Regions from separate parts of the Homo sapiens genome. Here all the other regions are linked to region 3. The links are chromatin loops, found by intact Hi-C in ENCODE. Cell type or tissue: PC-9. All regions are shown on one strand. Each heading gives the region's core, and the rest is flanking DNA. Links, peaks and the distances in the headings are about the cores only. Region 1 has its middle 640 kb from the start of TENM4. Region 2 has its middle 590 kb from the start of LINC02720. Region 3 has its middle 460 kb from the start of LINC02720.

Region 1 (8,075 bases), core at 1,100-6,099, 210 kb after region 3:
GGTCTCCAATGACCCAGTATCTATAGCCAGAAGCAATAATAATAACATGCATTTAGTGAGCACTTTCCCTTCTAACTGTTCAAAGAGCTGCACCAACTAATATTTAATTCACCTCCACCACAGCCATCTGATTTATAACTTCTCCAGGGCCCAGGACTTGAGTAAAGAAGATTACTCAGGCAGTCAGCAATGGTCTTGGCTGCTTAAATAGCCAAGGTTATACATTTACTGGCATTACAAGAGAGGAATCCAGAATCTAGAATAAGGGAAGGGATGGATGTTTTTGCTGGTGTAGAATCAGGCTCGTTGTCAAGAGAGGAGTGCCCCAGAAGTAAGAGCTCACCAAGAAGACTCATGGGAGGCATCACCCTGTAATAACCCAGCCATGGGTTGGCATTCTTAGCCTTATGGCTCCATAAACTCCACCTTGTTAATGGCCTGGAGTTGACATAACTCAAGGGAATTGCCTGATCATAACCTAACTCATAATACACAAATTCAAATGAAATCAGACTACCTATCAATGTGTTCATCTAAAATGCACAAATATTTCTTTGAGTGACTAAAGGGCAGTGTTTGCTCACGAGACATCTGTCTGGTTCCCTTGTACCAAAAAACAAACAAAACAAAACAAAAAGCAAAAAACTTGGGAGCTAACATAGTGATTGATGAATATAGAATCAAAGACCACTTTTTTTGTGTTCCTTGAAGGCAATTAGAGACAGTTATTCTCCCTCTTTTCTTCCCTATTTCCTTTTTACTCTCCCTCTATTTTTGTTTCTCATATCTGTGGGTCTTTTGATACAAAATTTTCTCCACCTGTAATACTGCCTTTGCTTACATATGTGTATGTGTGTGCACATGCACGCACACACACACTTGTAAGCACACATATGCACACACATACACACACACACACACTTTGGCCAACACCTATCATTCCTTAAATGTCAGCTTCCTATTAAATAATATCTGAGGCCCTCATACCAGGTTAAGTTCTATTATGTACTCCCACAGCACCACACATTTCTCTCTTTTGTAGCATTTATCATGTGGCATTTTAGTTAACTTTTATTGTCCATGAGATTGTAAGTTCCCTTTGGGCAGAGATGGGTAGCGTCTGGTTCACCATCCTCTCCATAGCACCTAACAAGGTACCTGGCATATCTGATATGTATTGAGCTCTTAACAGCAAGAATACAAATTATAGATAACATATTTAAAGCATTCAGATGTGCCAGGCACTAGCCTAAGAACTTTGCATGTATTATGTAATCTTCACAACTTGCATTTATGTACCATGGTCAGCATTTTCAAAAAAGGAAAATGAAAACTGCAAAGATGAAGTCACTTTCTTAGTTTGGGTACCTCAGAAACAAATTCTGAAAATAGGATTCAAGTGCAAGTAGTTTGAGAGATTTCTCAGGAAACGTCCATGGGGGAGTAGAGGAGTGAGACAGGAAAAGGAAAACAGCCAACAAAGGGTGCTTCATCTAGTCAGATACCACTGTGGGTAACTAGAACTCAATGCCATGGGGAAACGCCAGCAGCCAGCGCAGAACACTTACATGAGAGTTATCCCATCAGAAAAGCAAGGGAGATGGGGTATCTATATACCACCTTCCATCAGTCATTGGCTGAGGTCTGCTAAGAATAGGTTTCGAGGGCATTATTCCCCAGCCCTCCAGCCTGCTGTGTGCATGCAGGCACAACAGGCTCCAGCCATCAGAGAGAGCACTGGAGGAGTTGGAAGGCAGGAGAAGCGCCCTTCTGTAAGAAGAACTAAGACATATAGGAAGATAGCAGCTGCCAAGGTACACACTCAAGTTCCATTTTTAATCAGGGACAACACTGGGATGGGAACCTGAGGCTATTTGACTCCAGAGTATACGTTTTTAATGACTATTTTCATACCTATAAGTTAGGTAAATGAATAAAAAGAAGGAAAAAGGAACAAAGAGAAGAAATAAAGATTATCAGGAAGAATTTTTCATGAGAGCTAAGATTAGCTCTGATGAAGCTTTTCTCTCCCCAAAGAGAAAATGCTTTTCTAGCAACTGGGGTGTTGATGCTTTCTGGGTTCAGTGTCTCTCTTCGTGGGGAGCATTGCACCGCTCTGTCAATTTTCTTTCTCTTTATACTTCCCATGGTAAAGGAACCCCTCTGCTTTGGTGCTCTATGTTCTTCCTGGAGATATGATAATATGCTGATTTGGCTACAGTCAAGTCTTGACCTATCCTGGGAGCCGTGCTGTTTCTATGGTGATTGCCCATATATCAGCTGTCAGCTGTTATTCATTGATTTTCTTGGTCAAAAGCTCAGATTACTGAGGGCACTATTTATGGTTGCCAGAAAGCCCTGTATCCTGCCCATATATTTCTTCTCTTCTATTCTCTTCCTCCCCTCATATTCATCATCTCATTCCATGCAGGCTTCAGAATTAGATTGCAGCCCCAAATTTAGTTAATCTATTTTATTGGTGAGATAATGGTGTCTCTCTCACAATGTGATAGCTGTGTCTTGAGAATAGTCATTTGTTAATTCAGTTCTTGTTAATCAAATCTTTTTGTAAAGCAAATAATCATGTCCTACAGGTCATCGTCTCAGTCACACCACTTAGCCAGTGCTTGTATACCATCTGTACATTTGTTTACTTGTGAAATGAAGCCTATGTCCAGCTCCACACATGTATATTGAGCACCTACTATGTGCCAGTCACTGTGGTTGTGACCAAGATGTGAATAGGATATTTTCCCTGTTTTTAAAGTCTGGTGGGAGAAACACATAAAAATGTGGCCAGGCACGGTGGCTCACGCCTGTAATCCCAGCACTTCGGGAGGCCAAGGCGGGTGGATCGCCTCAGGTCAGGAGTTCAAGACCAGCCTGACCAGCATGGAGAAACCCCATCTCTACTAAAAATACAAAATTAGCTGGGTGTAGTGGTGCATGCCTGTAACCCCAGCTACTCCAGAGGCTGAGGCAGGAGAATTGCTTGAACCTGGGAGGCAGAGGTTGCAGTGAGCCAAGATTGCGCCATTGCACTCCAGCCTGGACAACAAGAGCAAAACCATCTCAAAAAATAAAAATGAAAATAAAATTAAAAAAATAAAAGTGTGATGTCAGTACCTGGTGATATGCAGTATCAAATAGTTAAGCATGAGTCATATAAAAAGGATGTACAAGATAAAACAGCCTAAAGCAAGGAAAGGAAGTCAGAGAGGTTACACAGGGACGTAATATCTGTGGTATTGGGTTGAAAAAACATTCCAGCTTGTAAAAAGCCTAAGGTGTGAGCATGAATATTTCTTTCAGGTAATTTCGAAAGGTCCCATTGGATCAAAAAGTGGAGTGGCAGGTGGGTGTGCTTATCATTCCCCATTTAGACTCCTCTCACTCTCCCTCCACCAGTGTCAGTTCAACCCTGTGCCTTGGGAGGCCCACTTCTCTGAACTGCCTTTGTAACTTGAGCTAATTCCTCATTGAGGAGCCTGGTGAGTTAAACCTGGACTCTTTTGCCAGGTGAGATAACTGAACTTGATTCTACAGGCCGGTTGCTTGTCAAACTGTGTTCCATAAACTACTTAGATTAGAGTGGGGCAATGAATCAGGGAGCAGGGTGCAAGCAAGTGCTAAACTCTGCCTCTGCTGAAGTAGCTGTGCTTACTGGTGCTTTAACATGAAATTTGTGGGGCAGAATTTGCCGAACAAATACCACTGGAAGGAAGGAAGGAAGGAAGGAAGGAAGGAAGGAAGGAAGGAAGGAAGGAAGGAGAGAAGAAGGGAGGGAGGGAGAGAAGGAGGGAGGGAGGGAGAGAAGGAAGGAGGGAGGAAGGAAGGAAAGAAGGAAGGGAGGGAGGGAGGGAAAGAAGGAAGAGAGGGAGGACGGGAGGGAGGGAGGAAGGAAGGAAGGAAGGAAGGAGAAGGGAAGGGAGGAAAAGAGAGAGGGTGGGAGAAAGAAGGATCTCATGGTAATTTGCAGACATAGAATTTGAAAAGTTTGATTCTAGGGAGTAAAATTATCTTGTATGTAATTTAGAAAAAGCCTTCTGGCATAAGAATAGAAAATGAAGTAAAGGAAGTGAAACTGAGAAAGGAAAATCAGTGAGGAGGCTATTGACAGACTTAGAAGAGGTGATGAGCCCTAATCTAGATTTGTATTTGTTTTTATGGAGCGGAAAGATTGGAATCCAGGTACAATTAGGCGTACCGTCAGCAGGATTTAGTGAGGGATTGGATTATGGAAAAATAATAATAACATGCACCCATAGGGTTGTTGGAAAGGTCATATTTATGAATGTGTTTTAAACTGCAGAGAGTAGTGGAAAAATTAATTATGAGTATTATTTCAACTAGATCATATCTCTCTTTATTCCCAGATAGTGTTCTTTCCATGCACTCCTCCTATGATTCATTGTAAATTGAGCTTTTCACTAATTGGATTTGTGGAAAGCAATAGAGAATGCCATTTGGCTACTTCCTCTTTAGGGAGTGTTAATATTCAAATCTCCAGGTCATTATTTAGAATACCCAGTTCCAACAAGGGAAATTTAAAGTTTCATCTCATATTAATCTCTAAAGCAAGCTCTCCTTTGCCTCCAGATGAGCAAATATTTGAACTGGAGAAAGAGGATCTTTTCTGCGACTTACAACAAGTCTTTGACCAAATTATCCAATGGTGGTAGATTCTGATATCCTGAAGGGGCATATAAGAATATTGGCTTATAATCTATGTTATTAATGATAAGGAGCCTGATGATGAAGATGATAATGATAATGACTCTAATAATCATTATATTTACCATATTTTAATACCTATTGTGTGCCAGTAAATAAGCTAAACACTTTCTGTACATTGTTTAATTTAATAATGCTCAATGTTATGATAATTTTACAGTTCAGAAAACTGAGGCTCAAAAATTTTAAGTAACCTAAATTGATTCAGTTGGTAAAATATAGAACAGAGATTTAATCCCAGCCCAGTTTTCCTTGTTCCACATCCCATGCTCCTTGTTCCTAGGCAGGTGAATCAAGTATCAAGGCTTCTCTGTCTCCTTACTCCCCAGTCTTACCAACTGAGGCACCAGCCTTATCTCCAGGCAGAAAGTATTTTCCCTAAACGTTTTGGCCTTGTCCACACTAGAGTGGATTTTCCTGATTGGGGCCATCAATACACTGAGCAGACCTCTCTAAGCAGAGAAAGTGACAGGGCTTTACCCAAGAACAAACAAAATGACATTGTCTGTCACTCTCAGAAATGTAGGTTTAACGTGTCAGACTAGGCTAACTGGGCTGGTGGGAGACTGGGACATCCTACTGGCTTCTTATTAATGGGGATCTCAGAGAAATTTGAATTCTTTCAAAGCAGACACTAAAGCTATTTAACTGTGAGCTGAAACCTATGCACTGACATTGTATCTGGATCTTGGAGAGAATTAAGGATAGAACAAAGCCATTTTCTCATGAAGTTTTCAATTCTCCACCTCTACTTCTGAAGAGGTATATACCTCATCATTGTGTCTAGTTCCCAATTCCAGCCCTTTCCTTTCAGCTGCTTCAGAGTGGAGGCTCTGAATTCATCCTTGCTCAGCCATTTATCTACTAAGTAACCTTCAGTAAATTTCCAACTCCTCTAACCTAGTATTCCCATCTGTACAATGAGAATAATGACCACACCTTAGTAATGGGCATGATAAAATTTTATCCATTCAAGTGAATCAAAATTTTGTTATACACAAAAAACCCTTGGATTAATACTTAACACTTTATGAGAGCTTAATACATATTAGATAATAATATTATAATATATATGCATGTATACACATATAAACATACACACATATATGTATTGTATATGTATATATTTTTAGCTGTTGAAGTAGAAGCAAAACTTAACAGAGAATGCCTCAATTTGGAGTGCTTCCCTTCTATGAGTTCCCTGAGTCTTCATTTTCTCAATTATAAAATGAGAGAGAACAAACACAACTACTTTGATGTGTTCTTGTTATCATTATGTAATATGTATAAAGAGTTTAGCAGATACCTGACATTTAATAAATAAAATTTATTATTCTGAAGAAGGATATGGAGGCTTGTAAAGAGAATCAAAGATGAGTCAAGGGGACAATTTTAGCAAATGTTATTTTTCCCCCTTTTCTAAGAATACTTTTCAGATGTTCTACTTCCTCATATGTAAAATGGGGACAATAATTACTTGCTGATACATATATATTTTATCAGGTAAATATAGATGACTGATATAGATGCAATTTATATAGATGTAGAGACATAAGTATAGCTATATAGACATAACATGGTTAAGTGGCTAGAACAGTGCCCGGTGTACAGTGGCTACTAAATATACCTAAGTTTTCCTTTTTCCTTCTTTCTTCCTCCTGTCCTTCTCACCCATTTTATTTTGCCTAAATTTCTAAGTTCTAGATGACTTTTTACTGTATTATAATGATTCAGGGTGTCATACTTAACCCCTCTGTCCACACTAGACTAATTAGACTCTAAAATCCTTGGAAATAAGATCAATGTCTGGTTCATTTTGTGTCTTTCACAGTACCTACCAGGTACCTGGCAGACAGAAGATATGCTATAGATACATGTTTGCTGTGGTTTGAGTGTTCTTCCCCTCCCAAACTCAGGTTGAAATTTAATAGCCATTGTAACAGCATTGGGAGATAGGACCTTTGGCAGGAGCAGAGCCCTCATGAATGAATTAATGCTGTTATCTAGGGAGTGAGTTCCTTATAAAAGGATGAGTTTGGCCCCCTTTTGTCTCTCTCTCGTCCTCTCCTTACCCTTCCATTATGTGGTGCCTCTTACCATGTTATGATGGAGCAAGAAGGTCCTTGCCAGAAGCCTGCACCTTGATCTTGAACTTCCCAGCCTCCAGAACTGCAAGAAAAAAATTTCTGTTCATTATAAATGATTCAGTCTGTGGTATTCTGTTATAGAAGCACAAAATGGACTAAGACAATGTTGAATATGTGTTGTTTATCAGTAAAGTAAGAAGATAATTCATACTTACAAACTAAAGTGAGTGAGAGAAGGTTTTGAAGAAGGTTGTGAAAACAATTTTTGAATTGAGTGTTAAGAACCAAGTGTATTGTGAATGTTGACAACAATTATAAGATATAGAGTAGAAGGAGATGAGTAACATACTGATTGTCTACTGTATTTTAGGTTCTCTGCTACCCATTTTGACATACAATTACTTAGTCAACTAATCAACTTTATGACCTGGGCCATAACATTTTTCTTTCCCTCTAATGTAAGCCATACTAACTCACCACTACAACATTTTTGTACAGTTCCCTTTATATGTCCCTTATTTATGTCTATATGCCGTTTAGTATATACAGGTAATTATAGAATGGAAAAGGGATCTACAGTCCTACCAGACTATAATCCAGTGTCTCTGGTCATTTTCTTTTGTAAAGTCTTTGAAGAATCTGATGTATACAAAGAGTTTAAGAAAATACAGTCGTGTGTTGCTTAACAAAGGGATACATTCTGAGAAATGCATGAGAAAATTTCATTATTGTGTGAACATTATATAGTGTGCTTATACAAACCTAGTTGATATAGCGTACTACTACCTAAGCTATATAATATAGCCTATTCCTCCTACGCTATAAAACTGTAAGCATGTTACCATACTAAATCCCATAGGTAATTATAATATGATGCTAAATATTTGTGTATCTAAACATAACTAAACATAGAAAAAGTACAGTTAATATATGATATTATAAGCTTATGAGACCACCCTTGTATATTTGGTTTGTCATTGACCAAAATGTTGTTGTGTGGTGCATGACTGAAATTGTTGAAATAAGTACTGATGTAACTTTGAGGGGACAGTCCAGCCAGGGTCAAAGACTGAGCAAAGGAATTATTTTGTGCCTCTCACCTTGAACTTGGTTGTGAAGACAGAAAATGTTTATAAGACTTAGGGATAAGGGGCTTTGGAAAATTATCTGGAGATGGTGGGAAGGTTCTGGGTTCTTAATTTCAATTTTTCTGTGTTCTTCCTCCTCCTACACACAATCTCCCAACACTCCACA
Region 2 (8,075 bases), core at 1,265-6,264, 130 kb after region 3:
AAAAAGAAAGTGACTGGGGACTATATTATATTTGATGATCAAGGAGGGCCTCCTTGAGGAGGTGATATTTAAACTGGGTCGTGAATGCCAGGGCAGAAAGTTGATGCAATAGTTCCAAAGCAGAATGGGAAGAAGGTAATAGTGTTGAGCCACATTCCTCCATCTCACCTGTTATGAACTGAATGTTTGCTGAGTGAATGATGCCTGAGCCCAGGGAGCAATGGAGAAACCTGGGGCAGTGAAGTCAGGCATGTGGGTCAGGGTGAAGTCTTAGATTTTGTTGCAAGCACAGTGGAGAGTCCCTGGGACCATACATGCAGGGTTTTCACAAGCTCACTCTACTGTTGTGCAGAGAACAGATTGTAAAGGAACAAGTGTGGAAGTAAGGGGAAGAGTAAGGAGGCCACTGTAGTTTTTCCAATGAGAGAGGGTGCTGGCTTAGAGTAGAGGTGGAGAATAGTGAACAGATGTGAAATGCATTTTCAAGATAGAGTCAAAGGACAAGTATGTGAGTTCCATGAGGGTAAGAATTTTTATTTGTTTTATTAATATCTGTATCATTAATGCCTAGGACAATAGCACATAGTAGGTGCTCAATATTTACTAGGTGATGGAATGGATTAATTGGAAGTGGAGTAAAGAAAAACTGTATGATCAAGAACAACTTGGGTTTTGGTTTTATCAGCAAGAGGGATGATTATGGCATTTACTAAGAATTTGGGAAACACTGGGGGCATGGGCAAGAGTTGTTAGTGATAATGTAATGTCTGAGATGCATCTTAGACATTCCAGGGGAGATATCAAGTAGGTCTCCAGTGTGAGAGTCTTTGCCTCTTTATTCTCATTCAAGGGTTAAGTAATGAAAGTGAAGGAGAAGAAGTGGATTTGAAGAGATGCAAAAATGTAAAATATTCATCTGGTGAGTTGAAAGACAAATGTATTAAGGAAGGATTGTAGGATCACCAGGAATTCTGGAATACCTCCTAGGATTTTTGGTCATACTTCTAAAGTGAGACCAGTCAGCAAAGCTGTGTGTATCTCCTAGAATGTTTAGTTGTCACGTGAAGAAACAGAGTTGGTAGGATAATTATATTTAAATAGATTTACATAGGTTTAGAGCTCTCCCAGGAAAGAAGGGTGAAGGGAATATAATTAACTATGTTTGCAAAGGAGTGGTTATAGTGTTGAGCCACATGGTCTCAGCTGAATAAGGAGGTAAGTAAGAAAAAGAAGAAATGGAATAGATGGAAAACAAAAGGAGAAGTATAAATGATTTTAATTAAGATTAAGGAGGCCAGTATGGGGGTGTAAAAGTAAGTGACCTGGACATGGAGGAAGTGGTAAAATAATTGTGGATGGTGGGGATGTAATAGCTCAGGCTGCCATAACAAAGCACTATAAACTGGCTGCTTAAAAACGAAAATATATTTTGTCACAGTACCAGAGACTGGAACTTCAAGATCAGAGCACCAGCATGATTGGATGCTGGTGAGAGCTCTCTTCCTGACCTATGGTGGTGGCTGTCTTCTTACATGGACTTTCCTCACTGTGAACATGGAGAGAGATCTGGAGACAGAGAGAGACAGAAAGAGAGAAAGAGAATGTTTTTTTCTTTTATAAGGTCACTAATCCCATCATGAGGGCCCCACCCTCAGGACCTAACTAACCCGAGTTACCTTCCAAGGACCACATCTCCAAATACCACTATACTGGGAGTTAGACTTCCAAAATATAAGTTTTTTGTTGTTGTTTTTGGGGGTGGGGAGCAAATATTGAGTTCATAACAGGTGAGATGGAGGAAAAATCAATGGAGCTGAATGTAAAGAACAGAGTGAAAAAAAGTATTGAATGGATCATCCAAATGAATCTTAAAAATTGCTAAGAATTTTGGAATGAATAGAGATGAAGAAGAAATAGCAAACCAGGTGCTAAAATCATCAGTGAATGAGGAGATTGAAGAGGAGGCAGGTAGTTGACAGCAATCAGAAAGATGATTGTGTGATAAAGTCTAATGTTGTCTATTTCAAATAAATTATGTTTTTGAAGAAGGAGGAAGATGAAAATGTTTGAAAGAAGGGAGAAAGAAACAGCCACCTCACACCCAGTCTCTGATGTGGGAATAAAAACAAAACTAGCCACACTAAAGATAGTTACAGGGAAATAAGGTGTAATTGTTGGCCAGGTAAGACAAGAGATAGAAGACAAGAACTTTGAGACAGCAGTTGAAAAGTTAGAGGAGTGTGCTGATAGGTGACTGAGTTCTAGGATGCACAATGCAAGACCAGGATGATGGTAGAAGACTGGGGGGAAACTGGCACTAGCAAATGTAGGGTGAGTAGCTGCTGTCCTTGGTCTTGGTAGTCTCCTGGAAGAAGATGGATAATTGTTTAATATAGATGGTATTGTGCAAATCTTCCCTCCAGCAGCTCTTGGAGGTGTGATGGCCCAGAGCATGACAGAAGGCGTCTCGGTGATACTACTTCCTTAGAAAGCTGGGAGAACTAGCCATCTGGGGGCTTTCCTTTCTTCTGGCCATGAAAAGGGTGTGCTAGTTCTACAGGAGATATGGTAGGACCTTGGGGTGGGGTGAAGGTAGTGTACTAAACGGGGTATTGACATAGCATGTTCTTTCCTGAAGGAAGTGGCAGTATGAGAGGAGAAGGCATGCCCATTTTTGTCAGGCTATGAATTCAGTTGCGTACTGAGTATTTGGTAACTTTAATATTTTGTTCTGTGTGCATGGTATAGATCCTGAATACAGACTGGCAAACATACTTCCAGTTATATTTAGTCTTAATCTTTCTATAGGCATGTGATGCGGTATACTGTAGTAGAATGATCATAGGCTTTAGAGTCGGGTGACTCTGGGTTTGAATTCCTCTTTTGATCTTTATTAATTATGTGGCTATAGCAGATATGGTTGATCCCTGCTTTCCTTATATCTATTAGTCCCTACCTCTTCAGTGAGTAACAAATAACTCCACTTACCTGTATCTGCATTTCTTTGAATGAGCACTTTCTCTGAAACAGGGAAAGGACCACTCTGCCTGGAAGACTGGATGGGGCAGGGAACTAACATCCTTGCGACAGTCATTAAGCAATGGCTGACAAAAGTTTGTGAATGACACTTCAGTTTCATTTTCTCTCACTTGGGACAATCCAGTGAAACTCAGGTCTTACCATAGACTGTGCTCCAGTGGGTCCCAGTTTGGTGACTGCTGGCTTGATAAAGCACTTCTCGTCACAGACCTTCCCTTACTTATCTCACTGCCTGACTTCTACAGGTGTGTTCTTCCAAATAATCTACTTGTAATCAACTCCTTCTCTCAGTACCTGCCTCTGGGGAACCCAAACCAAGACAATAGATTTGTAAATTGCATAAATTATTTGAGCCTCAGTTTTCTCATCTGAAAACTAGGGCTAGTTATACTTTTTTTTTTTCCCCACAGGGTCATTCCAGATTTAAATTAAAGACTATGAATAAAGCACCTAGTATATTTCTTGGAACAGGTAGGCACCAGGTCAGTGAAAAATATTCTTCCCCTTTCCTCACCCTTCTAATTCTGCAGATGCCTCAGAGCAGAGACAGGCAATGACTGAGCAGGAGAGACCACCTAATAAGCAAGGACTGATTCTGCTGAAGATAACTTCACCTGTCTTGAAGGTGCCCCAAGCTGGTCTGTATTTTAGTAATGAGGAACTTGGCAGTAATGGGGGCCTTTGGCAGGAATACACTTAGGGACCGGGCAGACTTGTGGCAATTAAAAGTTGGTTTCTAATAATAAACAGTTTAATGTAATAAACTGAAATTAATAATACTTTAAGATTATTAGATGATAATAATAATGATGATAAGGTCATAATTGTGGTGTTCAATGCTGTACCAGGCAAATAGGAAAAAAAATAATAATAATGTTTGCCTGTAGCAACCACAGGGGCAATGTGAGAAAAGAGGATTCTTACTTATGGATAGTAGCTACTGGAGCTCTTTATTGAAAAAAGTCTTAGGTGCTAGGCTGAGGAGTTTCGTTTCCTGAAGGCAGAATTTTTTAAAACATAGAAGTGTTGCTCAAGGCCCATCCTGTCAATCAAAATATCAGAAATGAAACAAACATAGGAAAGGAGTTGAGTTACTGTTTTTTTGGGGCCTGTAACTATTGTGTAATGAGCCAGTTTTTTCTAAGTCGCTTCTAAATGTGGAGCTGGACATTTTCAAAGGCCAGTGTCACCTCTCAGGAATGCAGGAATAAGTCTCTGTTCTCCACATTTCTTTGTCACCGGGGCAATTTGCATGAAAATGGGATTTCTATTACTTCTTCTCTGCTTCTTGGGCTTATTTCTTTCTTCACAGCTGAAAGTAATACCATGGCCAGCCAGCTTCAGGCATTCATAATTAAAAATAAGCGGGAACTTAAAAGAACTCACTGCAATTAAAAGAGTAACCTCTTGCATTCTGGGAGCTGAGGAGTCAAACTGATCTGTAATTATGTTATATAAAGTGTGACCATGAGCTCAAAGGCAAAGGCAGCAAGGCAAGAGAGCACCAGAGGAAGAAAGGAAGGGCCACTGAGATGGATCATTAAATTGTGGAGTTAGGACACACACACTGATAGATAAGCAATCTTAGCTCAATAGCTGGGCAGGGGGAAAGACTGAGAATGCAGGAGTCACAGAGTTCCTGGGTGAGGATGCTCTTGGAATAGTCTCTTTTTTTAATGAGTTCCATTATAGGTGTTAAGGATTCTCCCTCCCTCTTTTTCTCCCTCTCACTCCTTCAGCTTGTCTAGCATTGACTCTCCCTTTCTTACCCAGTGCTGTGGATCTTAAAGGTAAGGACTTCCAGCCATTCCTCAATGGCCCACTGTAGCCAATAATCGCTGAGTACCTAGTAAATACCATGCACTATAAACACAGAGATGAATAAACAATATTGTCCATGAGGAGCTCATAATTGAGGGAGAGACAGCAAAGTAATGCAAAATAACTATAAAAGAGTGGGATGAATACAGTAATAGACACATCAGCTACAGTACTCTGTAGATGTCATTGAGACCCTGCTTTGCATCAAGGGCTTTCTGAGTACTGTCTCTCTTTCTTATAATATCCCCATGAAATGAAATGTATTTATTCTGACTACATGTATTTAATGGCCAGTAGGTATCATGTATATGGCATTACGAATAAGTATCATTGCCCAGAGATTTTAAGTGCCTTTAGTGATACAACTAAAATGTGGCGAGTCCAAGATATATCTGGTTTTAAGCTCATGCCAAGAACAGGAGTCATATAGAAGAAGGAGTGTTTGTTTCTTTTAGGAGAGGGCATGGGTTGGATAGGAACTGAAGAAAGGAAAATCACATAAGAGAAGACCTCACAGTGGAGGTGCTGACTGAGCCAAGTTTGAAAGTTTTGCCAGAAAGTCCTGAATTGAATATAGTAATGTAAGAATCCTCTCACCTCTATGATTCTGTATTATTCTTTCCATTATACTTTAAAATGCTTCTTCTGATTTGTTTCCTTGATTATAGTAGAAATATCTCACTTACCCTATTACTTGTGTGAGCCCTGCATACTCCAGATGAAACGTTAATCATCAGTATACCCAGAAATAGTTAATTTAGATACATTATTTAGGACTGAACATACTTTATATTCATTACAGAAGATGAAGGTTATGTATTCCAAAATGGGAATACTGTTTTTTATTATTCAGTCATTTATTCATCACACACTCAGTGAATGCTAATGCTCACTTTGATCCCAGGCATTGAGCTTCCTAGAGTTCAAAATTATAATCTCCAACTGCCCACTGAACAGCTCCAATTGAGTTTCAAGAGTCATCAACACCATGTATCCAAATCTGGCTTCATCACAATCATTCCAAAGCTGTTTCTCTTTTCATGTTTCTAGCCTTTGTTGGACATATCACCATCCATAGTGCTATCTAAGCTAGCATCTAAAGAATAAGGTATACATCCTATTTTTCCTCAGACTCTCATCCCAGGAATCACTCTCAGACCCAGATCTCCTTTTCCAGTGTAACTGTCTTTGCTCAGACCATCTCATCTCTTACCCCAACTTTCACAAAAGCCTGCTCACTGGTCTCCCTGACTCCAGGCTTTCCCCACTCCAACATTCCATTTCTATCACGTGATCTCTGGAGTTTACATGCATGACTGTTTCAACCAGTAGACTCTGAGTCATTTGAGGACCCAGATGATGTCTTCCTAGCCATCACATATCCCAGGGCATGGGTGCTGGTATGCAGTAAGTGCTCAGTGAATGTTTATTGCTTGTTGGACCCTAGGGTGGGGCAGATGGAGAAGAAAGAAGAAAGTGCCAAAAGATAAGGATATCAGTGCCAAACTACACATCTTCTTGTGAAATTATCTATAAAGAGGGATAAGTCAGGGTCTCTGAAAAGGGTATCAATATACCTTCTTACCTCCAGGGGAGTGAATAGTTTTCTGTGTATATAACTGCTGTTTATCACAGGAATTTTCTGCGTGAGACAAGTGAGGGGTGTGGATTGAGAAATAAATCAAAAGTAAACACTGTTTGAGCTCGTTATATAATATGTGTCAAGCTTAGAAGCAAATATATATCTATATCTATCTAGCTATATATACACATCTCCTGTTTTTAACCTTTTAATAAGTCATAGAGCTAGAATGTGGTATAGCCAGGATTAAACCGCAGGTCCACATGGTTGTGAAGCCCTAGCTCTTATCAATGAGGGAAGACTTGTTTGATATGAGGCTGGTCCAACTGAACAGTTGAAATGATAAGAAAAGCCTGAGAGTGCCTATTTTTCCTGAGTTGGTTCTTTTATGTGAGAGCATCATTCAGGGGCCTGGTTTGGGAGAGAAAGGAAGACTGGCTTTTGCTATGTGCTTGTATTTGACATCTCCATCCAAAATACCTGTTATGCTCTGAAAGTCATAGAAAAACTATTTGTAGTTGGAGAAATTTGACAGAAATGGCACATCTCAAGATTAGAAGATGAAATAGGAAAGTGAGTGCTCAGAGAATGAAAGCAGAAGTGATAGAAAAGACAAGCCAGGGTACAGGCCAAAGGAAATAGCTATGTGGATCCCAGTCAGACAACAAGGTTTCAGTCCGAAAGTGTGCAGTGCCCACTAAGATAAAATGTGCTCATATCAAATGAATTACAAATGTGAATGTTCACATCAGTTCTGCAACTTTACCTTAAAATACATAATATTTTTCTTAACACAGAACTACTCAATAAACTATCAACCTCTACATGTCAGGCACAGGGCTATCCACCAGAAATACAGGGTGAATATGGCATATATAGTCCCATCTAGTGGAGGATGTAGACAAATATAATAAGGTTGACTGGAAAGATACTGCACTCTGGAGCAATGGCTAACTCTTCCCAAGAGAAAGGAAAGAAGAAACATGAAAGACAGCTAAAGCAGCTGTGTAGAATGGAGAAGGCAGTGCAGCTGTGAAGGACTGGAGATCTCTTTCTCTGAGCAGTGAAGGTGGACAGTGATGAGAACTGAATCCATTTAAGTAATTTACATTTCACAAATGTAGAAATAGGAGAACATAATAGGATGGGCTGATTATTGGTTTTTTGTTTAAAAGCCGTGCAGGGGGTCCTGAAATCAGTGCTCTGACACATTTCCCATGATAGTTTTACAGAAGAAGCTGTTTCTTTCTTTGTAGTTAAGATGAAAAACCTTTAAATTGCAGAAGGTAGAGCAATCATTTCTGAAAAGACAATGAAACACAAGCAAGTACATAGCCCATTGATACTTTTGATGTAGACTCTCATTTTTAGTATCTATCAGATGTTTTAGACTTAAGTCCTAGCCCCGGTGTTGTAATGAGCAAGTCATTGAAGGCCATTGATTAATTTCCTCATCAATCAAATATGTTAATCAAACACACACACACAATTAATGTTAAGGTTAGGGAAGAAGATGACTGGAGTGGCAGTCTTCCCCAGTGCCCACATCACTCCTTTACATTAGAATAGTCTCTCTTCATGTCTTTCTTTTTGACTGCATTCATCTTCTTGAGGGAAAGCATTTTGTCTAGTC
Region 3 (8,075 bases), core at 1,158-6,157:
CAGCTCAGTAGGTGAGCAGTAGATGCAACAAAAAAATTATAAAATGCAATCTGTCTCTTTAATAAAAATGAGAAAATTACAAACATAAACTTCATTCATAAAATACAGAAATAATTAGTTCACTGCACTGTTCATAATATCCTGTTTCTCGAGTGCTCTAAACCAGGATGTTTCACTGAAACTCATGGCATTTATTGATCTAATTTATAGTTTTTTATTGTTTGCTAGAACCATAGATTATCAAGAGTAGACAATATTAGCCAAGGAAATCAGGATTCATCTAACAGAAATACAAATTCCATATATTCTTCACACATTATATTGTTTCTTTGAAGTTCAAATCAAGGTACTACAGATATTTGCAGGTTGAAATTAATAAATGCATGAAGTAAATAGATGAAATAAATACTCCCTTTTTGCTTCAAAGAGAGAATTCTAAATATCACACCAAAGCAGTGGATTGAGGGTAGTTAAATGAATGTGCTGCTTCACCTAGCAGGTTATAAAGTCAAGGAGCTCATTAATCCCCACAAGGTTACCAGTTTAAAAATGTAGGAAGGAAGAGACAGCACAGTATGCTGGAAAGCATCAGGCACACCTAGGTTTCAATCCCACCTCTACCATGTAACTATTGCTTAAGTGTACAATTGACAGTGTCCTTGTTTACGAAAAGGGGCATAATAAATACTTGCTTATAGGCTTGTTGCCAAGACAGAATGACAGAGGTCTGCAAAGTGCTGTGCACAGTGTGTACACATGGGCTATATTCCATAAACGCAGCTTTCTTTAGTTTTTAATATGTTGTAATAAAATAAGGGATTATGGGTTGTCTATATTCTTTTTCAACTTTTTTAATCCATAAGATTCTCTCATTTTTCCACTTTTTTCCAAATGAAATCCTATGCAGTTAGGATTAACTCCTCTTTCCCCACTATTTTTTTTTTTTTCTGAATGAAATCCCACACAGTTAGTCATCCTATGCAGCTTATTACATAAACACATTTTCTGCTGGACAAAATTTTATATATGTTTAGATATGTGCAGACACACTTACAAATGTATTTGTTAAAATATTTTGAATAATGAGAAGTGAGGATAAGGAAGCTGAAAATATTAGTAATATAAATGAGAAATGAGAAATAACTTTTCAAGATGGGGACTTTTTGAGCTTGCTGCAGCAGCAGAGCTGGATCAGGCTGCTCTGAAAGTTGGGTGGGAGAAGTGCTGGGCCTGTGGGTGGGGAGTCAGGAGTGGAAATTCTATTCCTTTCTGCGGAGGGCACTTAACTTATCTGAGTCTCAGTTAATCACCTGAGAAGCAGATACATTGAGATTCCCGTTTTCCTATGCTATTGTGTAAAGCAAGGTATATCTCCATTAACTGTCAAAGCCCCATATTTTTAGCATGTAAAAGATTTTCTTAAACTGCTTCTCTCTGCCTTTTTGTTCTATAGACTAGTGAAATTTCTAAATTTCTAAATGTGTCCTTTCATTAAGGATTAGATATCATGTACCAGTACCCCAGATTATTGTCAAAAATTGTATCTGCATGATTCCCTGAGTATTTTATATAATAATCTTTATTAGGAATGTCAGAGTACAGCTGTTTTATATCTTACCAGACTGTGATATACATTATACCAATTTTCACCCCTAGAAATAGTCAATTTTTGGATTTGGGGACCATCTGCTGCCCTGTCACATGTCACCTAGAGTGAGGCAGACAAAAATGATGAACTGGTAAGATTCAGGGGAAAGACCAGGGCACTTTGATCTCTCTCTCTCTCTTTCTCGTTTTCTCTCTTTCTTGCGTCTCTTTCACTCTCACTTTATTCTCTCTCCCTTAAAACTATATTTATGTAATAAAAAATGAGTTGATGTAGAATGTCACAGAACCAGATTTTTTTAAACAGAGGCTTTACATAACACATTCTCACACCCCTCAATAAAATGAGTATTGTATAAGAGAGAAAATGTTGGTAAAAAATATTAAAAAATAAGATTTAAAAAGTGGGGCTTGCAAAAACAAATTTATAGAGAAAAGGAAACAGTGTAAACCTACTTAACATTCTAAGGAAGATGATCTCACCTTGAATTTTGGACCACCTGAAACTGAAGACTTGTGGAATCAAGGCAGAGGCCTACCTGGAATCAAGGCAGAGGCCTACCTGCACTCAGTATTTATTAGTATCTTACATATGTAGTACCAGAAGTGCCATTTGAATTGCAAATTAAATGCTCTCTATATCTCTGATGATTCTTTAAACTCTATCAATGTTTTGAGCTATCTGCTTTTTTATTTTCCAAGTGGTTCATAGCAAAACTTTGTTTAAATGATTAAAGAAGAAAGTTTTCCTAGGACAAAATAGAAAAGCTAAGATTGATGGTATAATTATAACCATAACAACAACATCTGTATTAGTCCGTTCTCACATTGCTATAAAGAACTACCTGAGACTGGTTAATTTATGAAGAAAAGAGGTTTACTTGACTCACAGTCTTAGAGGCTGTACAGAAAGCATGGTTGAGGAAGCCTCAGGAAACTTACAATTATGGCTGAAGGGCAAAGTGGAGGCAAGCTCCTTCTTCACACGGCAGAGAGAGAGAGCTAAGGGTGTAGTGTCACGCGCTTTCCAGTAATCAGATCTTGTGAGCACTGTATCACAAGAACAGCAAGAGGGAAGTCTGCCCCTGTGATTCAATCATCCACAACCAGGGCCCTCTTTCAACACTGGGAATTACAATTCTACATGAGATTTGGATGAAGACACAGAACCAAACCATATCAACATTGCTGCTGATTTCGAAAATGGCAGAGTTCTTTAAGAAGGAGCATGATGGATTCTGGACTTTGGAATCATATAGATCTGAGTTTGAATCCTATTTCTAACACTTCCTAGCTGTGTGACCTTGGACAAGTTATATAACTTTAGCTTCTTTTTACATAAAATAGGAATAGAAATTGTGTTTATTTTAGAGTTATTTTAATAATTAAATATGACTATATTTATTCCTTAATACTAGACAAAATGTCAGCATTATTTGCTCTATTTTTTTATTTCATACAGATATAAATTATAGATAAGGAAACTGAGACACTGAGACATAAAGTTAATAAGGGGTGGAATCAGAATGTTATTTCTATATTTTTACTTCATCTCATTCTCATTCTTTATATATCATCACAAATTGATACACTATAATTCAGCTTCTCCAGCAACCTATGGTTCATCAATAATCACTTTTAGTGACTCACACTAGAGGACAGATTTGACTGTACTTCTTGGGAACTATTAACACATTCAAAAAGGTATTATAAATATAGTAGAAACTAGCCATAGCATTATAGCTTGGGTCCAAAACAATTAATCACATAAAATATAGGGTTGCCCTATTGTGAAGTTTTTGAGGTGACCAGAGTTAGCCAGTTGCTGTGAATGACTGACTCGTGCCTGGGTTTTTATTCTGTGGGGCACATTATTGGAAGGTTTCACTGTAGAGTTAATCGTTTGGCTAAAACGTAAAAGATAATGTTGATGTGGTGTAACTCTAAGGGGTAATGATAATAGTAACTATGGCAGGGACAGTGCTGCCTTTAACTCTGATAAAATCTGGCTTACCATGTGTCCTCATTCCTGGGACACACAGAGGAAGACTCTATTTCCCAGCTTCCCTTGCATATGGCTATGTGACATCTGGCTGATGGGATATGAGTGGGAGAGATTCAGAAAAAATTCCAGGAAGTCTTAGAAAAACTCCATGAAATTCTTCAGACCTTTATCCTTTTTGTGTTAACCTTGGAAGGCACAATAAAGATGGCTTAGTGATAGGATGGGAGCAGCTAAGGTCCCCACGTCACTACTCAGGGAATTGCCGAGGTAATTAAAGGAGGTATTAAGTTTATAAAATAGTGCCCAGAGTGTTTTCTTTTCTATCTTCAATTAATTTGAAAGTTTACATTTGTTAGGCAGGAATTAGATAAAATATTCATTCCCTTGTCATCACCATGCCACATTTCAGAAAACTGCTGCCAATTTAATGGCAATGATTCCTTGTGGCCGTGTGAGTCACTCAGAGAGACTTTTTCTAGATGAGGATAACCAAGGAAACACAAAGTATACATTATGGGTTTTGGTTTCAAGAACTATTTTTTGTTTGTTTAGTAATGAGTAAAATGACTCTTTATATTGGTATGTGTGTTAGTGGGGAAGTGTTACATGGAGTATAGATTATGTTTTTGTATTTAAAAAGTTCATATATATGACAGTTATATGTAAATATGTGATGTATAATATATGAGTGTATATACACATATACATCTACACACAAATTCATGTATAAATATAGTAACTAATGTAACCTTGAAAATACATTACATTGTGATGTGAAGAAAGAATTCAGAAAGCCTTCAGAAGAAGATTTTTTTTTTTTTACTATCTACAAGCATAAAAGCATAGCTTAGCACACTGATGAAAAGTCTTAAGAGGTATTTATGGTATCAGATGCTGTTTCAGAGAATAATTTTACTAATTTCACAACAAATAGTTCTTTGAGCATTTACTAATTACTAACAGCTTGATGCACGATTAGAGCAAGGTTTACAAAATATAAACACTCAAATACATGGGTTATCTTTTCTTATCACACTAAATTTCAATTCCCATTCAATTTTGTTAAAAAATAACAAACATATATCGAATGCCTTCAATGTGCCCGAGCATGTGCCATTAGGGAAATTCAAAAATGAATTATATAGCACTCCTGCCCAAAAGGAATTTATAAGCTGGGGGTAACACTAAGTACCATTGCTGTTCAATCTGCTTCTGTTTTCTCTCTTGTGTTTTGTGGAAAAATGTTAGCTTCCACAATGTTTCCTTGTGTGATGCCTTGTATCATGTGTCCTAGCAATTTACTGTCAATGACCTCTCCCAAACAGGCCTCCAAGCCTCCAAAAAATGGGAATCCAACTGTGTTTGACTGGCAACACCTCAGAAGGAAGGTGTTAATTCACTTTCTTAAGATTGCTAATTAAATATGGAATATTCTGCTTCATCCTCTTATTACAAAGAACCAGTTCACTGCCTGTTTTAAGAAAGGTCTTAAGCAGTTTTCATGTAGTCATTGTTGCTGCGTCTTTTAGCTTCCAGATCTGAAAAGCGAAGTTTGAAGAAGGCATGAGTGTACGTGATTTCTCTGTGTTTCGGGTTAGGCTTTGAGTCAGGGGGACCTGGTGGATTTGGGCTCATATTTTTCTTGCTGTGGCAGAGTGCAGAAGACCGACACTTCCTTTCACTTCTGTTCTTGAGTCACAAGCATGCTGCAGGATTAAAGTATATAATATATTAAAAACAATAAACAATAGCTATTAGCATTCTTAATATCATTTATTATTTATATATTACAGAAACATATCCCAATGTTTTCCCAATGTTTTCTGAACATAGTTCAGATGTTTCACATCTTCTCCCAGTGTTTTCTGAACTATGTAAAATTATATACCAGATATGAAATCCATATTGATGGATTCAAAGTATAGTTTGCTCCATAGGTAAAAAGGAAAACCTCTTAAATTATAAATGTGCTATTTTGTAGGATATTCTAACTAATGGCTCACTTCAAATCTTTGAAGTCTTTTTTCTCATAAAATTTACTTTTAATTAATGTTTTAAAAAGTACTTATATAACACATTAGTTGTCTTTTGGTTCACACTTCTGCCATTTAATGATCCTTTAAAAATAATTTGTTGGTTTTTTTCCCTTTAAGGTTTTTAAAACAGAAACATTTATAAACAGAGCTATACAGGATGCATTTACAGTAAGGCACAACATCTCAAAGTGTGGTCTGCAGACATGTGGGTGTCCCTGTGACCTTCTCAGGAGGTCCATAATATCAAGACTATTTCCATAATAGTACTGAGAAAATATTTCCCTTTTAAGCTGTGTTGACGTTTGTACTGATGGTGCAAAATCAATGGTTGGTAAAATTGTTGAACTTTTGCATTAGGGCAAAGGCACTTGAATTAGGGCAAAGGCACTAATTTCTATGAGTGTCATTGCATTTTTCAGCACCACTTTTTTAAAACCCAATTTTATTTAAGAATATCATTGATAAAGTTGTAGAAATTATCAATTTTATTAAATCTTTAAATAGAAGACACATTTTTATTATTCTGTATGATGAAATGGATATTCACATGAAGCAATTCTGCTGCATATTGAAATATGATGGTTGACTCAGTAACAAAAGCACTTGTGTGATTGAGTTATGAGCTGAACTAGCCACTTTTTCAAGGGGAGTCATTTTTACTTGAAAGAATAATTGACAAACAAAATTATGGTTATTTGGACTTGGTTGTATAGTAGAGGTTCTCTTGAAAATAAAGGAAGTGAGCCTGTTATTTCAAGGGAAACAATGACAATATTTGCTGCCAGTGATAAAATTCAAGCTACCAAGTAAAAATTAGAATTTTGGGAAACTTGTATTCACTACTCTAAGTTTGACAGCTTCCCAATACTAAAAGACTTTTCTGTTGAGATCAGTGGTGCTACTAGCAAATGTAATTTTGTGATGTTCTATTTAAAAAAATGGTGAACATTTGCAAGATCTGGATAACTCAATGAATCAATTTTTTTCTAAATGTCTAATGCATAACATAAAACCATGCATGAGTAAAAGATCTATCAAAGCGTAAAATAGACCAGTGGATTTTAATGTAACACAAAAAAATTCATTGACATGTTTTCAGATTCCACAATGCAAATATTATCTAAGAAACTCTACTTGTCAAGATTTGGTGCAGTACCAATTATCTGTAAAAACTATTAAAATATTCCTCAATTTTCCGACTACATATATTTGTGAGGCTGTATTGTCTTTGTATACTTCAATGAAAACAACATATCGAAACAGATAGAATGCAGAAGCAGATTTGAGAATTCGGTTGTCTTCTATTAAGTCTAACAATAAAAAAATGAAAATGTTAAAGGCAACTTTATTTAGTATTTTGTTTTCATTTGAAAAACATAGTTATTGCTCATAAAATTGTGTAATTTATTTTGACATTTTTATAATACGTTAATAAACACATTATTTTACAATTCTAAGCTTTAATTTCTAACATAGCAAATATCGAAAGATATAACCTACAAAAACCACAGCTTTCTGGAGGCCTCAATAATTTTTAAAAGTTTTGTAAAAGTATCCTGAGACCATAGACTTTGAGAACTGGTCTAGAAAACCTGGAAAAAAATGCAGAATTGGGTTGCAGGCTATATACAAAACAACTCTACTATCTGTTGACTGTTTCCCAGGCTGAGTTAATATGTCTCAGTGTCTTTACCAATAAAATGGGTATATTAAATATTCATAGGGCTGTTTTGCCACTTAAATGGCTTATTGTCATATAAGAAGTGTTAACAGCTGTTATTATGAACCAAGGCCAGGAATAACAAAACATAGACCCAGATTACAGTGAAGTTTATTACTATTATTGTCTGTTCAGATCGTTTAAACCATAATGATGGTTGTCTCCTGCCCTGGACATACTAATAGTACCTACTCTACATTTTCCTTATCTTTTCACTGCTCCTTTTATGTCCAAATTCAATTCAGTCTCTGGATAGAGCTTCCTCCGAGAGACTTTACCTCAATAGCCAACAGTGAATCTCTTCTCTCCTATAGATGATTTCCATGTAATAATCTTGCATTTCCACCCATTAATCAAGCAGTAAGCAGTGTGCTAGCCCCTATGGGCAAGTGTCACGTGTCACACATTGTTTGTATTCCAATACTTTTTATGGCAGTGTAGGCCCTTCATCAAATCTGTGAATTTAGCTGAAGTCACTGACAATAATGAATTATTTCAGTAGCGCTATGACTGGTTAAAAACAATCTTGATCAAAACTTGAGAGATAAAAGAGCAGCTTTGCACTCTTCCCTCATCCCCTCCCTTCCATCTACCCATTCAACAAACCTGCCAATCCATGTAACATGTATTCAGCATTAATATGGAAAACTTCATTTATTTAATTCTAAGATGTCAGTGATAATATAATGCACCATCAATTTAACCACTG

The links. A loop is a pair of places that touch in the nucleus more often than their neighbours do. Peaks named below come from ENCODE experiments on the same cell type or tissue, not always from the same donor. Only the 100,000 strongest peaks of a DNase experiment are listed, where the experiment ranks them.
Region 1: it touches region 3 in a loop (16-fold over the local background); 1 of 110 quality-filtered maps calls a loop at or near these places.
Region 2: a loop joins it to region 3, with 10 times the contacts of the local background. A loop is called at or near these places in 1 of 110 quality-filtered maps.

The regions. Positions count from the first base shown.
Region 1 is chr11:80,079,005-80,087,079 of GRCh38, reverse strand. No RefSeq gene overlaps it. Among named protein-coding and RNA genes, the nearest start is that of TENM4, 640 kb to the right of the region's middle. In PC-9, for the core only: no CTCF peak of the experiment used is centred there; a DNase peak (open chromatin) is centred at 3,309.
Region 2 is chr11:80,164,048-80,172,122 of GRCh38, reverse strand. No RefSeq gene overlaps it. Among named protein-coding and RNA genes, the nearest start is that of LINC02720, 590 kb to the left of the region's middle. In PC-9, for the core only: no CTCF peak of the experiment used is centred there; no DNase peak of the experiment used is centred there.
Region 3 is chr11:80,294,025-80,302,099 of GRCh38, reverse strand. No RefSeq gene overlaps it. Among named protein-coding and RNA genes, the nearest start is that of LINC02720, 460 kb to the left of the region's middle. In PC-9, for the core only: no CTCF peak of the experiment used is centred there; a DNase peak (open chromatin) is centred at 4,119; H3K27ac peaks cover 1,562 bases.